Regions from separate parts of the Homo sapiens genome. Here region 1 is linked to region 2. A link is a contact called in ENCODE POLR2A ChIA-PET data. All regions are on one chromosome and are shown on one strand. The core of a region is the stretch at or near the end of the contact, and the rest is flanking DNA. Distances in the headings are between cores, read along the strand shown. Region 1 holds the start of PDLIM7 (PDZ and LIM domain 7). Region 2 overlaps SPARC (secreted protein acidic and cysteine rich).

Region 1 (5,783 bases), core at 1,489-3,988, about 26 Mb before region 2:
TCGGGAGGTTGAGGCAGGAGAATCACTTGAACGTGGGAGGCAGAGGTTGCAGCAAGCCGAGATCACACCACTGCACTCCAGCCTGGATGACAGAGCGAGACTCCGTCTCAAAAAAAAAAAAGAAAAGAAAAAAGAAAAAAAAAGAAAAGTGTTTCAAGCAGGGGAACTGGCAAGTGGAGAGGCCCTGAGGCAGAAATATGCTTGGCCTGCTGGAGGAAATGTGAGTGAGGAGGTCAGGGTGGCTGGAGTGGAGGGAGCGAGTGGTAGGAGTCAGACCCAGTTTATTCATATTCTGTAGGTCTTAAGGACTTCAGTTTTATTTTGAGTGCAATATGAGCCCACTGGAATGCTAAAAGCTGAGAGTGACATGGTGCTGTGATTCTGGCTTTAAAAATATCACTTTGGCTGCTTCGTGAAGACTCTGGAAGGGGCAAGGGTGAAAGCAGGGATGCCCGTTAGGAGACCGTTACAGGGGCGCAGGCACAAAATGGCAGTGGCTGGGACAATGGTGGCAGCAGCGGTTAGATGTGAACATGTTGAAGGTGGAATTTGCAGAATCTGGGGGAGGACAGAAGAGAAAGGATAACTTCATCGTTTCTGCTGAACCAGTTGGATAAATGTTGGTGGCACTTCTTGAAGTGAGGAAGGAGTTAGGAAGGTGGGAAAGGCACAAGTTTGAATTGGGCCATGATGGTCTGAGATACCTAGTACAGTGGTTCCCCAACCTTTTTGGCAGAAGGGACCGCTTTCATGGAAGACAATTTTTCCACAGACTGGGGGTGGGGTGGGGATGGTTTCAGGGTGGTTCGAGTGCAGTACATTTATCATTAGACTCTTTTTTTTTTTTTTTTTTTGAGATAGAGTCTCGCTCTGTCACCCACACTGGAGTGCAGTGGAGCCATCTTGGCTCACTACAACCTCTGCTGCCCAGGTTCAAGTCATTCTCCTGCCTCAGCCTCTCAAGTAGCTGGGATTATAGGCATATGCGCCACCACGCCCAGCTAATTTTTGTATTTTTAGTAGAGACGGGGTTTCACCATATTGGCCAGGATGGTCTCGAACTCCTGACCTCAAGTGATCCTCCCCCGCCTCAACCTCCCAAAGTGCTGGGGTTACAGGCGTGAACCACTGCACCCGGCCCATTTATCATTAGATTCTCATAAGGAATGAGCAACCTAGATCCCTCGCATGCACAGTTCACAATAGGGTTCACGCTCCTATGGGAGTCTAATGCTGCCGCTGCACTCAGCTTCTCTGGCTTGCCGCTGCTCACCTTCTGCTGTGCAGCCCAGTTCCTAACAGGCCACAAACGGGGAGTTGGGGACCCCTGATCTAGTAAACATCTAGGCAGGGTTTTGGATAATGGAGTTAGAGTTCCTGGGGAGAGGTCAGGCTGGCCATGAAACATGGGATGCCTTTGCATATAGGTGGTGTTGAAAGCCACAGGACAGTACGGGGTCTCAGGGGGTGAGCATAAAGAGAGGCGACATCAGATGGCCAAGGCCAGAGGCAGAGGAGGATGGGAAGGAGGGGCCAGTGGGGCAGGGGGAAGCTGTGAAGCCAGGGAAAAAGGGTGTTTCGCGGAAAAGGATCAACCTGGACCAGTGCTGCCCCTAGGCAGGGCAGGATGAAACTTAACCACCACGGATTCCATGGCCCCATGGCCTCCAGGCCACAGGGGACCTTGAGAAGAGAGATCTCAGGGGACGGGTGCGGACAAGAGCCCGCCTGGCATGGCTTCAAGAGATAACTGAAGGAAAGCAAGTGGAGACGCGATAAACAGACAACTCCCTGGAGGAATTTTACTCTCGAGAGGAGAATTAAAGGGTAGTAGCTGGAGAGGGATGTGGGGTCAAGAGAAGGTCTTTAACGACGAGAACTCTCACGGCGGTTTGTGCAGAACAGGGTGGGTGTGATGACTGTGGATGGAGAGGGGAGAACTGCAGCGACTCTGTCCTAGGAGGAGGTGATGGGCCGGGACCACCAAGCGAGTGGAGGGTGGACGCCCCTTCCCTCACCCCGACACCCGCATGTGCTCAGTGTCCGTGCCGCCGGCCCTAGTGCCTGGGCTGAACGCGGGGCCGGGACTCTGAGGACGCCTCCCAGGCGGCGCAGTCCGCTCTGGCCAAGGTGGAGCGGGACGCGGCGCTTCCGACGGTGCGCGGGTCGGCTCGGGGTTGCAGGGACATCCGGCGTCCGCTCCTGCCCTGTTTTCCTGCCTTCGGCAGAGCGTTGCGCAACTCTAGCTTTAAACGCCCCTGTCCCCCTCAACTTGTCTCCCCCAGCCCCTCTGATTTACAGATTCTGCAGTCCCCGAGGGTTGCGCCTACGATACCGACACTCGCGGCAGCCCTGCGAGGCGAGTATGATCGTCCCATTTTTCGGAGTAGCAAACTAAGGTTCAGAGACTACTATGTCCCAGGTCGGTCTGGTTTGAAGGTCCGCTTTCCTCTCCCTCCGCCAGCGGGCGGTGCGAGGGACTGGGCGAGGCAGCGCTTCCCTAAGGAGGCGACCCGCAGCCCCGGCCCCCTCCCGACTCCGCCCCGTTGCAGGGCCCGGGTCGGCGAGGCCTCTCAGCTCTAAGCCCGACGGGACTTGGTGATTGGGCAGGACGGAAGAGCTGGGTGGGGCTTTCCACCAGCGGAGAAAGTCTAGTGGGCGTGGTCGCGACGAGGGCGTGGCCTGGTGCCCCGCCCCCGTCCGCGCGCTCAAAGTGGAGGGTGGCTGTGGGGGCGGGGTCAGAACACTGGCGGCCGATCCCAACGAGGCTCCCTGGAGCCCGACGCAGAGCAGCGCCCTGGCCGGGCCAAGCAGGTATCGACGACCGCGCGGGGCGTCTTGGGCTGCACCAGGCGGGCGCCCGGGGCCTGCTGAGGACCACAAAGGGCACTGGGGGTCGTGGTCCAGGCTGTGCTTCCTCCCGCTGGCCCTGGCCCCTGCCTCCGCCCCCGCCCCCGCCTTCCTGCCGCTAAGCCGGCTGCGGCGGGGCCGATTGGCGCCTGCGCCGCTTCCTGCGGCCGGGGCCAGTCTAATGCATGGGGCCCGGGCGGGGGACTAAGGGGAAACTGAGTCACGTCGGTGTGGGAGCAGTTCTGTGTGGGAGGCACCACCCCCCACTGGGCTCGGGGAAGGATCCCCCTCCAAGCTATGCTTGAGGGTCCCAGCCCCCATCTGTCTCCACAGGGGCCGCACCCCACTCCCGCCTTCCCCTTCTTCAGCACCCAGGGGTCCCGCCCTGGCTCCCAGCAGCCTCGACTGGTCCCGGAATGGCTAGGAGGATCCGCTGCAGCCGCCTCCCTCCCCTCCCCTCCCCTCCCCTCCCCTCCCCCCCCCCTCGCGTCCCAAGCCCCCGTGTGCTCCCTCCGCTGGCTCTCCGCACAGTGTCAGCTTACACGCCTTATATAGTCCGAGCAGGCTCCAGCCGCGGCCTGCCTGCCGGGACCTGGGGGCGGGGGAGAGGAGAGCCGGCCCCTGACTCACCCGGCCGCCCGAGGCTCCAGGCTGGCTTGGGGGGAGGCCGCGCCAGTTTAGTCCCTCGGCCCACCCCTGGTTGCAAAGAACCTCAAGCCTGGATTCAGGCACCCCTCACCGTTCCAGTCCCAAGGGGAGGGGGGCTGCTCCTGTCTTTCCAAAGTGAGGTCCGCCAGCCAGCAGCCCAGGCCAGCCTGACAAAATACCTGCCTCCTATGGCTTGGGCGTGCTCAGGGGCTGCCCGTGCCTGCCTGGCCCCTGTCCAAGGCTGGTATCCTGAGCTGGCCCGGCCTGCCTGCCTGCCCGCCCACCATGCTGGCCACTCACCTTCTCTTCTCTCCTCTCAGGAGCCGGCATCATGGATTCCTTCAAAGTAGTGCTGGAGGGGCCAGCACCTTGGGGCTTCCGGCTGCAAGGGGGCAAGGACTTCAATGTGCCCCTCTCCATTTCCCGGGTGAGCCTAGGTTTGGGGAGGGGGCTCCCCCAGCGGTCTTTCGGTGCTTAGGTCTCCAGAGGGTGATGGGGGGAGTCCTAACAGGAGCTGGTCAGGGGCCAGCAGGCCAGGAGATGTCTAGGTCCGGAGATGTAGTGGTACCTGCCTGCCACAAGGACTCCCAATGAGGTGGATACTGGGAGGGAGCACCCAGGCTTCTCCAGCCCTGCACTGTACCCGATGCTGTTCTCCCAAGCTCCTGTGGCCACCTCTGAGGGCTGGAGGGAGGCTCATTGTGCAGGATGGGAGCCTAACATTTCAGGAGGTATCTAAACTTGAGGTGGCAATGCTTGGAGCCAGGCCCCAGGCAGGACACTGTGACTATAGGATTTCACTTCAGCCTCACTGCCGCCCAGGGAATAGCAATCCTCATCCCGTTTTTCCAGATGAGAGAAGAACTCATGGAGAGGTGGCGGGGCTCGCTCATCGAGTCCATGGTGAAGCAGGGATTGGAATTGAGGCACAGCATGGCGTACATTTTTTGTGGGTAGAAGGGGTCTCTCCCCAGCCTATGTAAGGACCCACATCCACTGTTCCCATTCAGGATGTGGTGGCCTTTGACCCCAAGCAGAAGTGTAGGACAGGGCTCCATTCTAGGGGCTTAACTTCAGCTTCCAAGAGCCTGCCCTGGTGTGGGTGGAGCTGGAGGCTGGCTCCTCCCTGTAGCAGGGGGATTGCCTTATAAGCCCAAGAATGCAGCCCCACGCTGGGATGGCCAACAGTGGCTGCGGTCTGCAGAGCTGAAAAGGGCTGGCCTAGGCCTGGCCCCCTGAACCCCACTGGTGGGCCTCTCAGCTGGTCACCAGGCTGCAGCTCCAGCTATATGGTCCAGTTGTGAGACACAACAAATTGCCTGCCCAGAGTGGGTGAGGCCAGCCTGTCGGCTGGCATCTCTGACTGGCCTGGGGGTCAGGAGGGGGTGGGGACTTCCTGCCCCTATATCCGCCTGCCCCAAGAGACCCACCCAGGCGCCGGGTGGGCAGGCAGCTGTTGTCAGGAAGCCCAAGGCAAGCCCAGCCTGGAGGGGCCCAGAGGGTCGTGGCCTGAGGAGGGGCTCAAGCTGGAGTCTGTCTGTAGGAGCTGGGCGTGGGGGTTAGGGTGGGCAGGCCAGCAGTGCTCTTCTCAGGGGTCCTTTGATGGCATTCTCCTGGAACCTGCCCCGCCAGCAGGGTAGTGAGGCAGTGGTTGCCCTATGACACACGTCCCACTACATAGCCCTCACACAGCCCTGAAACCTACCTGACGTCCTGCTCCCTGGGAAAGTGCTGGCCCAGTGTGTCTGGGGAGCCTGAACCTCAGTTTCTTCCCTGATGGAGATGACTTTCAGATATGGCCTGTTGGGGGCACTCCGGGCTCCAGCTCCCTGGTCAGCATCCCTGGCATGTGGGCGGGGCCACTAGCTGATCCCAGCCCTGGAGTTGGACCTGGGCCCACATGGGTGGGTGAGGTGGGCTTTTCTGAGTTAGGCCAGCCCCCTCCCCCTCCCCTGACCCCAGAATGGAGGGAGGTGGGAGGGGCAAGGGCTGGCTGTGGGCCCAGGCCTGGGAGATGAGGTAACGTCTGGGACTGGGGGGCTGGGCTGCTCAGGCTGACTCACCCCCACCTCATGCAGGGTCCAGCCCCCTGGCTTTTTCCCTCCTTGGTTCCTCTGGCCTTACCCTGCCCCTGGCTTGAGCCCCTCCCTGCCTCTCTCCAGCCACCCGCCCAGCGCTGTCTTCTGCTCTCCTGCTGCCCTCCCCACGCTCTGAACACCCCTCATCCTCTGTGCTTCCTGCCCTCCTCACTCTGGGAAGGGAAGCCGTCCCCGCCCCCCACCCCC
Region 2 (5,318 bases), core at 2,491-4,990:
GGCTGGAGGGGACCCTTGAAACCCTCTAAGAACATCAGTCTGAACGTACCCCACCCCCAAATTCAAGGCCTGCAGCAAATTCTAGGCCCTGCCCTTGTGATCTCTCAGGATTCCGGGGAAGCCTTGGGCCATGATAATCTCCTTGCAAGGGTGTTTGAAGACCTGGGTTTTAGCTCTGGCTGTGCCCTGAAGGTACCATTTGACCTTGAACTAATACTTCTTTCTGGGCCCCATTCCCTCTACAGTTAAAGAACAGTAACAGCAGCCACCTCTAGGGGGTAGATAGTGTGTAGAAGAAATGGGATAATGCACAGGGAAGCACTTTGCGAATTGTGGCATTCCCTCATAATGCAAAGGGTTTTAGAACTGATGGATTAAAGGCATCCAAAGACCTAGTGAAATCATTCTCAGCTTTTTTTTTTTTTTTTTTTCCTGGCAGCTCCATCATCTTGGGGTTTGTATAGAACTTTCCTTTACTAGAAGTACTGACAGGAAAAATTTTAAAATCATAATATTGTTTATCTTCATTTTGATTTGGGGAACTTCTTGTGTATTTCCCAAGACTGTTGTGCCCTCTATGTAGGAAAAGCATTGGCCAAGGGTGAAAAAAAAAAAAAAAAGTGTGTTCTAACTCCCAGTGCCTGACATTGGGAAAGACACTTCCTCTCTTGAGGCTGCAGTTTCCCAAACTGTTAAATAGAGTTTCTAAGCTAGATGATTTCCCAGGCACCCTTCTAACTCTGAAGTCCTATAAACCTAAATCCCAGATACCGCTTTTATTCAAAGGAATAGCTTGCCTGCATTTTTAACACCGCCTTACTGCACCCCCAGTTGAAAAGAAAACAAGAAAAGATGGGCTAGGGGATCTTGAGTTGCATAACCATCATGCTGTAATCCTTATCCATCTGTAGAGATTTGTCAATCAACAGTGTGGCTGGGGTTTGCTATTCATGAGAGCAGCTTTCCTTGCTGAAAACAAGCTATAAATAAGAAAGAATGGTGAAGGAAAGGAAAGAGCTGAGGATGTGAGGTAAACAGTAGAATATTTGGCTTTTGAAGTTGTTTATGTAGGTAGATAAATATGCAGAGATAAACAGGGACAGGTACAAACCCATAGGGATGAAGAGTATAAACATCGATTTCATCAACAGGCACCCACTGGCTCAGCTAAAAATAAGTGCCTCATTACAGGAGCAGACACAGAAAGTCATTCACTCACACACCTCTTCCTGGATGACAATGATTTACAGACAAGTTCCAGGAATATATCTCAATGAATGTGAAAATTCTGACCCTCGCCTATTACAGGCTGAAACAGACAGATGCTAAGTCAGGCTGTATGTAACTTACACAGACATGCCATCAGGTATACAAACACACACCGCCACTTGCAGCCACACATGGATGGATGTGCACAGTCAAACATATGCACAGTCAAACATAATATGGATCATGACAATGAGACAGACGTGTAACCTACATTTATCACCAACCACCTCTATGTCTCAGAGAGAGAGAAACTGAGGCTCAGGAAGAGAAAATAACTCACTGGAGGTCACATAGCAAGCTGGCGTCTGAGCCAAACTTCCACGTGTTTGGAGCCATTTTGATATTCACCTTGCCTTCCCCCCCAATCCCCATTTGTTCAGTTTGGAAACACACTTATGCACACAAGCCCCATGGATACTAAGTGGTGAGCAGCACTTTGTCTCTCCCGTTGGCTGGCCTGCAATGCCTATTCCAGCCCACGTGGCTTTGTCATTAGGCCCAAAGGCCCTGCATGATGTGCCTGTAGGCGGCTGCTCCCTTGCTTCTAGCTGGCTCCCTCCCAAACGTCAGTTTCAAAGGAGAGAAGGGAAAACCAGCCTTGAGCTTTCAGCAACCCTGAGGACCTTGTTTCTACAGCACAGACCCTGATGCCTCCCTCCCTCCCTCCCTCCCTCCCAACCTCAATCCTGAACCCAGGGACAGCTGGGCTGTGCAGGGCCAGGGCCAGCAAGTAGTGACTTGACGGAATTATTTAGAGAAACAGCCTCTCCTCAACTGGCAGCTTAGACAGGAAATCATCTCTGCTCTCACCCATCAAGCTATAGAACTTTATGTCTGCAAGGAAAACATGAACATAGACAACAATTGTTGTCAGAGCTGGTTTCTTTCAGAAACTTGGTATTAACTTCTCTCATCTGGGGATCACTCTGGGTCATCTTGATGTTAGTCATGGCATTAGGATTTCAGACCTATCAGATAAAAAAAGCAAAGCAAACATCTGGATGTTTTTGAACATCTGGAAATTTGGCTTAGACACCAGCTTGCCGTGTGACCTCCAGTGAGGTATTTTCCTTCTCTAAGCCTCAATTTCTCTACCTCTACAATAAGAGGCAGCACACAGAGGTTTCATGTGGCCTGACAACATCACTAATTCATCGGTAGTGGCTGTCAGAAGAACTGTGTTCAGGATTCTGATGACTCTCTAAGCTTTAGGAGAAGAGGTCAAGCGATTGATTAGTAATGTCTGCCACATGTGCAGGAGGGGTAGGTGGAGGCCACGTGTTTGTCACATATGCCACATATTTGCTATCTTTGGGATCTCGGAGGCTTTTCCAGATGCAATAGCCTGGACACTTTGATGTTATTTCTCATCCTTTCATTTGTGGTCACCACAATGCAGCAGCGGTGCCCTAGAGGGAGCCAAGGATGAAGCCTGAAGCTCCACCCCAGCCTCTGCTAGCCACAGTGAAATGTGGCATCTCAGATGTCTTTATGGAATCTCGGGCTGATTCCAGCCCCAAACTCTGGAGCCACCTCTGAGTTGCCCCAGAAGCTCTCCAGTCCTAAGTTTTAGCTACCACACCTTAAAAGTTTCCTTTAGCGTCTTTCCTTCCAGCAGGAAATAGAAGTGGAAGCAGGGAGTCAAGGGGCAAGTGGAGAGAGGTAAGGCTCTAAAAAGCTTCTGCCCAAGTTGATCCGGAAAATCAGAGCTGAAAAGAACCTAAAGGACCACCTTGCCTAAGGGTTCCATATTGTGTTCCTAGGAGAAAGTACAGATGTTCCAAGGTATCTTAGGGAATGTCCCTGTGTGTAGGACTCCCACTCCTCAGCTCCACTCCACTTTTATCTGCTTTTCTTTTTTGTGGATTTTTTTGAGAGGGAGTTTCACTCTTGTTGCCCAGGCGAGAGTGCAATGGCACAATCTTGGCTCACTGCAACCTCTGCCTCCCAGGTTCAAGTGACTCTCCTGCCTCAGCCTCCCGAGTTGCTGGGATTTTAGGCGCCCGCCACCATGCCCGGCTAATTTTTTGTATTTTTAGTAGAGACGGGGTTTCATCATGTTGGCCAGGCTGGTCTCGAACTGCTGACCTCAGGTGATCTACCCTCCTTGGCCTCCCAAAGTGCTGGGATTACAGGCGTGAGCCATTGCGCCCAGCCTGCTCTTGTTTTTTAATTTCACACTTATTGATTAACTAGATAATACTCATTCACATGGTTCAGTACATGCTAAAAGATTTCAGCTGTTTGAAATATCGGACTCTGCAGAAGACTTCATTGAAATAAAGGATTTTCTGGCTTACATAATTTTGAGCACTGACCTTATACAGACAAGCTGGGGGTGTTAGTTCTGGAGAGCAGAGGAGACTCCCCTGAATTCGCACAGTGAGCTGGGAGACATGCTGACTTGCTCTCAGCTCTCCTGACTTCCACGTCATGAGGCCACCTCTGAGCTGCTGTGTCTGCTCCCAGGGGTGTGAGCAGGAGTGCCATTGTAGCTGCATGTGGCCACCTCTCTGGCCTGCCTGGCTCGGTCCCCATGTCAGCAGACCCCAGGCTCCTTCCGAGTCCCAACTCCCTGGAGGGCCTGGCTCTTGGCTTCCTTTATTAGCCTCTAGGCTTGTTTTCCTCTCTTTGGGCTTGTTTACCAGCAACATGTGTTTTTGGAGCCCTTGTTTCCAAGCCAAATAGTGAGAGTGAGATGCTTGGCTGGTATCAGCTGCCCAAGTAAGAGGCCAGCCCTGGGCCTGGTCTTCGTCACTGTATCCTCTGGAGGCTGGACTTACCCAGACCAACAGGGGCAATATGTCCTTTGTTCCACCCAAACACCCCTTTCTCCCTGGGCTTATAAAGCACTGGAATTTTGCACTGAATTCTTTCGGGGGATGGAGATTCTGGGAACCTCGGACTTTATAAGATGCTCTTCCCAACGACAACATTGCTTACCTCTTTATTTGGATTCTCTTGTGTAAATCACCCATGAGCCTTTAAAGATTGGTATGTTATTGTTTCCATTTTACACATTGGGGAACAAATTGAGGCCCCAAGAGGTAAAGTTGATTTCTAAAGGTCATACAATTACTAAGTGGTGAGCCAGGATTTGAACCTGTATATTCTGGCTCCAGAGCCTATGAGCTTACCTTTATGCTATACTGCCTCATAGTTTATTATCACTCTGTCTACCATGGTAGCCACTAGCCACATGTGGCTATTTAGATTTAAGTTGATTAAAATAGATGGGCATGGTGGCTCACGCCTATAATCCCACCTCTTTGGGAGGCTGAGGCGGGCGGATGGCTTGAGGTCAGGAGTTCGAGACCAGCCTGGGCAACATAATGAAGCCCCATCTCTACAAAAAAGAAAAGAAAAGAAAAATTCGCTGGGTGTAGTCACAAGTGCCTGTGATCTCAGCTACTCGGGAGGCTGAGATGGGAGAATCACTTGAGCCCAGGAGGCAGAGGTTGCAGTGAGCTGAGATTGCGCCAACCACACTCCAGTCTGGGTGACAGAGGGAGACCGTGTCTCAAAAAAAAAAAAAAAAAAAAAAAAAAAAGATGTTTTCCACTATTCTCTATTGCAGTATTTCAACAAGGTATGGGTTAAGTAAGATATTTTGGATTGGCCTCAGTCCTTTTGCATAAAATTTTTAAATAAAAAAATTGGTTAAAATGAAATACAATTTAAAACTCAGTTCTTCATTTGCACTGGCAACATTTCAAGCATTCAGTAACCACTTGTAACCAGTAGCTATCATAGTGGACCACGTAGATATAGAATGTGTTCATCATCTTGGGAAGTCCTGTTGGGTTGCATTACTCCATAAGTTCTTTCCACCCAAATAAGATTTAATGATGGCAACTCAGTTTCTTTGCTTCACATCCTAAGTCTATCATTCTGAGACCCACAGTCCATGATTCTATGATTCTGAGGTATCCCCCCTGTTCTAACGTTCAGTGGCTTTTTAACGTCCAAGGAGAGCCCAAAGGAGGCCCTTTATGTTTTGAGGGACAAACCTGGGGGCTGGCTGTACTTTTCCATCCTCAGAGTCTTTC

Evidence for each region. ChIA-PET counts read pairs that join two places held with the same protein, here RNA polymerase II (POLR2A).
Region 1: POLR2A ChIA-PET joins it to region 2 with 10 read pairs in endothelial cell of umbilical vein. The contact joins the promoter of PDLIM7 here to the enhancer-like site in region 2. POLR2A ChIA-PET finds 5 or more read pairs at or near these places in 2 of 52 experiments (WTC11 and endothelial cell of umbilical vein).

Annotation. Positions count from the first base shown.
Region 1 is chr5:177,494,559-177,500,341 of GRCh38, reverse strand. It overlaps PDLIM7 (PDZ and LIM domain 7), which reads left to right and starts at 2,738. Exons shown (of 13, transcript NM_005451.5): 1 at 2,738-2,814; 2 at 3,819-3,925. The coding sequence starts at 3,830. RefSeq lists enhancers at 1,125-1,864, 2,083-2,132, 3,345-4,086 and silencers at 2,343-3,052, 3,463-3,542, 5,240-5,534, 5,481-5,630.
Region 2 is chr5:151,679,718-151,685,035 of GRCh38, reverse strand. The region is part of intron 1 of SPARC (secreted protein acidic and cysteine rich); the gene reads left to right. It overlaps CLMAT3 (colorectal liver metastasis associated transcript 3), which reads right to left. Exons shown (of 5, transcript NR_109873.1): 3 at 5,280-5,318. Among named protein-coding and RNA genes, the nearest start is that of SPARC, 4.5 kb to the left of the region's middle. RefSeq lists an enhancer at 1-668. Within about 2 kb of position 3,740, at least 9 of the 41 ENCODE cell types and tissues checked have a DNase peak (open chromatin) inside an H3K27ac peak, as active enhancers do.